Linked DNA regions of Homo sapiens: region 1 is linked to region 2. The links are chromatin loops, found by intact Hi-C in ENCODE. Cell type or tissue: heart right ventricle. All regions are shown on one strand.

Region 1 (2,500 bases), 74 kb before region 2:
GGTTGTGAGGATTAAATGAATCAGAGCATATCAATGTCTGGCTGAAGGCTATTCACAGAATCCCCAGAAGCCCAGGGTTCTACAAAGGTGGCTGAGGACCCTGGGCAGGGCAGAGGAGGAGGATGGGTCATTAGGACTAGATGCCAATCCCAGCTTTGACCAGGGAAGTTGTGTTTTTTATTGGTTTTCTGTGTTGGTGTTCTGTGGAAGATTCTGCCTGCAAAAAGTTTTCCATTGTTCACAAAGAAGTTTGAAAACCACTGGCCTGGCTAATAAGGTATTTAGGTATTTATCTAATAAGGCTTCAAGTTTTACAAGGTTTAAATGAGAGAATCCACAAAACTCTTGGCACAGTAACTGCCCTTCAGTGAGTACTAAATAAATGCTGTGTATTATTTTTCTTATTCTTAGTTAATACGACACCTAGGGTAACCATGTTTGGAAGAGTTGTGGTTCATTGGTGTTGTCCTGGTGTCATTATCAATTGGGTCACCTTTCACTCTCAGAAGTACCTTGGTTTGGATGATAAATTATTTGTTCATCCTAATGATGCCCCATTCCATGCTGTGGAAGAAAGTCATTCCCTTTATTGCAAAAGTGGTGTTAGCCACGTGGCTTGGATTTCTTTGTGCCCACAGACTATGAAATGCTGTGTTTGGCCAGGCCAGAGAGGATTCAGATATACTACCCTCCTATAAATGTCAGATAATCTCATATCACATTAGCCCTGCCAAATACAAAGATCAGTGTCGTCTCAGTCTCCGTGCAGAACAGCACGTAGCTGTGTCAGCTGGGGGTAAACTCAGGTTAGAAAGGGAAAAAAAAATGTAGTTTTTTCCCTTTGCTACTGGGAGGGTGTTTTGAAAAAAACCTCTCCAGATGCCCAGGAGAGAGATTTGGCTTTTAACATGTTAAAATTTTGACCTTTTGTGACTATTCACTCACACATACAGAGAGCAACAGCCTTTCCTGTCGTACCGCCCAGCCCGTATCCGGTCTAATCAGTAGACAGAAGAAATTCTGCAGTGATGACTCACTTCTGGGCTAACAATGAAACTTATGCTCCTTTGCTTTTTATTATTTTCAAATCTGGAATTCTTTTGGTAAAGTTTGGTACAGTAAATTTAGAACAAAAGGTGTGGACGTTAATGTGCCTCCTGGGTAAAGTTCCAAGAGCTTGGGCATGAGTCAAGTGAGGCTACTGTCTGCTGTGCTTAGCCGGGGTCAGCTGTAAGGTGTGTCTGGCCCCTTGGACAGAGGATTTCCCATGGCTTTACACAGATGTCATATCAAGGAGGGAGAACTTAAATGTAAATTTGGCCAATTCTGACCAGGTATTTTGAACATAGACACCTTCTCCAAAATAGATGTGTTCTAAAGTATTTGTAGGTCATAAAAATCAGCATATATCAAATGATAATTCAATTGATGAGTCTAACATATTTTGAGTTCCATTTTTTTTTCCTCTGAAAATTAGCCGTTTTCCTCTGAACACTCAAGTTAACACCTAATTAACTCCAAGCTAGGAAGAAGGAAAATGTCCTGGCAGCCACTTGGAAGATTCAGTCAGCATAATATGTTTTACAAAGTAGACCTCTTGTTGTGATCTCAGGAATTATAATGTCAAGTAAATCCACACCAATTTCTAGGGCTTTATCTCCAAGTGTCCTTAAAATAAGCAAATCAAAATGTTGAATTCCTGATCTTCAAATGAGATCTTTGAAGTTCATTAATTAGAGGAATCTTTGTGATTATTTGGGAATGCAGAGAAATATGGATAAATGTAAGGTTACAGTTGATAAACCTTAGACCAACAAGCAGAAACTTTAGTTTTGAAATTATTTCAACCAGGTTTTGGAAACAAAAAATATGTTGGGGACATATATTAGCCTTGGAAATTGATGGCATATATATTCTTCTGAGATGGCTGTAGTTAAAAAAAAAAAGAAAAGAAAATCATCGAACTGAAGTGACTAATCAAAACATTTAAACAATGATATGATGCACATTGGAAGCATCTTTTTATCCTGTGTGGGAAGCCACAAGTGAGGCCTTTGGATGTCATTCCAGTTTAAGCCCTCTAAGGTAAGGATGTACAGGCAACTACAAATTCCATCCTTGACTCTTAAAAAGAAGGATTTGACAGATAATTTCCTGCTACTCAGGAAGAAAAAAAAGAGGAAAAAAAAGGCCTTGGAATAAGATATTATTTTATATGTTTCACTTCCCAGGTTCTGTTTTAAAATTCTTCCAGTGTCCAGTTGCCAATGGGATTAAAAGGAAAACGATGAGGAAAAAGTTATCTGAGGTCAATCTGCAATGGAATATGTTCCTTTCCTGCCTGCTTAGATGTCTTCTGATAGTCACGAATTGATTTGTAGTCATACTTCTGTAATATCTATATGCATGTGAAGCACTGTCTGATGTTAAAATATAAACATCATCTATAGTAATAAACTGAGACACTGCATCTCTCATGCTAAATGTGTAAATGACCTTC
Region 2 (2,500 bases):
TTACCATTCAGGGTTGAATATTTGGTGGAATGTTTTAAAGAGTTAGATGTTACATTAATCCTTTGTATTTTATGTGAAGAAAATGTATTCATGCTAAAAATAGTTTTCAACAATTTAAATATTTTGAGTGTGTATATTGTAGATGAGGTGAAATGTTTACAAAACAAGGATTCAATTATAATGGGGAAATACTAGAAGAATACATAAATTTACAGATTGAAACATATTTATACCATTTTGCACATGCTTGAAATATTGTGTAAAACAATTTGAAGATAAGTCCTTTGGACTTTTTTGCTTTCGTATGTCTGAATTATCAATACGCACATTTTCCACCAATAATTCTCCATGTCAGATGAGGACATTCGGAGAAGTGTGAATGAGATAAAAACGAGGTGCTTAAGACATTCTGTTCAAACGGATAGAGTTCATTTACTGAATACTCCTGACCGGTTCCTGGAGTTCAGATCCACACCTAACAAATTCCCAAAGTTCTTCAGACCTCAGCAAGTCAAAATACGCTACGGAAATCATTTTTGACAAGAACTCTCGGGCTAAGCTTTAAGTAATCAGTATCTGGTTAGGACAGGAATCACCCAGTATCCTGTGGAGGAAAACAGCCGACATGAAGGCCATTTCAGCTTTCCCTCTTCTAATCATGCTTTCTAACCTACTGCCAATTCGCTCCTAGGCTGTCCTCGATAAGGCATGCCGTAGGATTACGGGAACCCAAAGTTCACGAATGCAAACTTCACGAGGCTGCCCGGCCCCATCCTTTCCAGAAGATCATATCTACAGCAAAACGGTGCTTTATCCTAGAAATCCCTTTTCAATCCAAATCCTAATGGAACTCCTTGACAACCCCTTGACTAAATTACATTAGTAATATAGTTCCTAACAATTTCCTTTGTTAGGAAGGGGAGCAAAAGGGCAAAAAAAAAAATCATTTTTTTAAAAAAATAATGAAAATTGCAAAGGCTTAAATACTGAAAGAATTGCTTGCCTCTACAACAAATCTGTATCATTACTAACAAGCGATAAAAGGCCTTCCGATGGATACCAAATGAGAACCTTCCAGAGGGCCACGGGCGCCCAGCTGGAAACCCCTGCTAAGAGCATCTGCAGTCTGAACCCACAGTGACTGCGCGTCTTCTCTGGATGCCATTAACAGACCTCTGCGAAGGGAGGCTTCGGCTGCTCCACGTCAGCTTTAGGATTGGTACGTGGCCCTTTCTTTGTTTATCTGATTTGCCTTTAAATCTTACAATGGCAACAAGTGTCTCAAGTAGGATTGTTGAGGACAGAGAAACAATGCTCAAATGTCCTTTGAACAAAACCAAGAGCCCACCCTGCCGACGACCCTGAAACCTCTCCTGTCTGTAAGTGGCGCACAAGCGCCACCTGGAGGGTGCAAGGCGCAACCATCGCTCTTCTCAAAGTGGAATTGGTCTGTGTTAGGCTGAAGAGATTATTTTATTTTAAAATGCTTCCATTCCTCCACTGAAAAAATTTAATATAGTCTAATTATGAATATGGAGAAGGTGGAAAAAGAAAAATCCTCGGGTGCCTTAGTCATTAGGGGAAGCAGGAAATAGAAACAAGCGTGAGATCTGGGGGCACATTACCTGGGCTCGAATCCTATCTCTGCAGTAATGTACTCTGCGACCATGGAAATGTGCTTGAATGCCTGTGTCTCCGTTTCCTTATCATTAAATTTGAGATGATATAATTTACCCACCTGAGGTGGATATGAGGAGGAAATGATTTTATATATCTGTGATGCATCTTGTACAGTACCTGGCATATAGCAACTGCTCCACAAATGTTAGGTATAGGCATAGACTTACCAAGTCTTTTCCAGTTTTTTCCTCTCTATGTAGAGGTATTGCTCTGTTACCCTGGTAATTTTTTTTTTTTTTTTTTTTGAGACAGGGTCTTGCTCTGTCGCCCAGGCTGGAGTGCAGTTGCATGACCTCAGCTCACTGCAACCTCCAACTCCCGGGTTCAAGCGATTCTCCTGCCTCAGTCTCCAGAGTAGCTGGCTAATTTTTGTATTTTTAGTAGAGACAGGGTTTCTCCATGTTGCCCAGGCTGGTCTTGAACTGGTCTCAAGTGATCCCCCAGGCTTGGCCTCCCAAATTGCTAGGACTTACAGGCGTGAGCCACCACACCTGGCTCAGGTACATTTTTCTTATTGGTACTACCACTAGGCCCTAGGATATTATCCTATATTTGAATATGCTTGATACATAATCTTATTTCACCCCACTCCCTCATCTTCGACTCCAATAACTTTTTCTATTTGGTTTCAGATTAAAGCTCAGATTTGGTTCTTCACTGAATAGGGTTTGCCTATATAGAGGTGCTCCTTAACAGCACTGCTTTCTAGTATAAGCATGTCAACACAGGTTTAGTTATTTAAAATGCATATCTTATATAAACCAGATAATCCACAAAAACACTCGTGCCATATTCCCCTAAAAGAAATGTGTTGCAGGCA

Evidence for each region. Peaks named below come from ENCODE experiments on the same cell type or tissue, not always from the same donor. Only the 100,000 strongest peaks of a DNase experiment are listed, where the experiment ranks them.
Region 1: a loop joins it to region 2, with 3 times the contacts of the local background. A loop is called at or near these places in 5 of 110 quality-filtered maps.

The regions. Positions count from the first base shown.
Region 1 is chr12:70,645,010-70,647,509 of GRCh38, forward strand. All of the region lies in intron 13 of PTPRR (protein tyrosine phosphatase receptor type R), which reads right to left. Among named protein-coding and RNA genes, the nearest start is that of PTPRB, 8.8 kb to the left of the region's middle. In heart right ventricle, no CTCF peak of the experiment used is centred here; a DNase peak (open chromatin) is centred at 992; H3K4me3 peaks cover 608 bases; H3K27ac peaks cover 2,500 bases.
Region 2 is chr12:70,718,605-70,721,104 of GRCh38, forward strand. The region is part of intron 6 of PTPRR (protein tyrosine phosphatase receptor type R); the gene reads right to left. LOC124902960 (a long non-coding RNA gene) reads left to right here and starts at 592. Exons shown (of 2, transcript XR_007063361.1): 1 at 592-1,219. In heart right ventricle, a CTCF peak has its summit at 1,404 (motif pointing left); a DNase peak (open chromatin) is centred at 1,367; H3K4me3 peaks cover 928 bases; H3K27ac peaks cover 2,166 bases.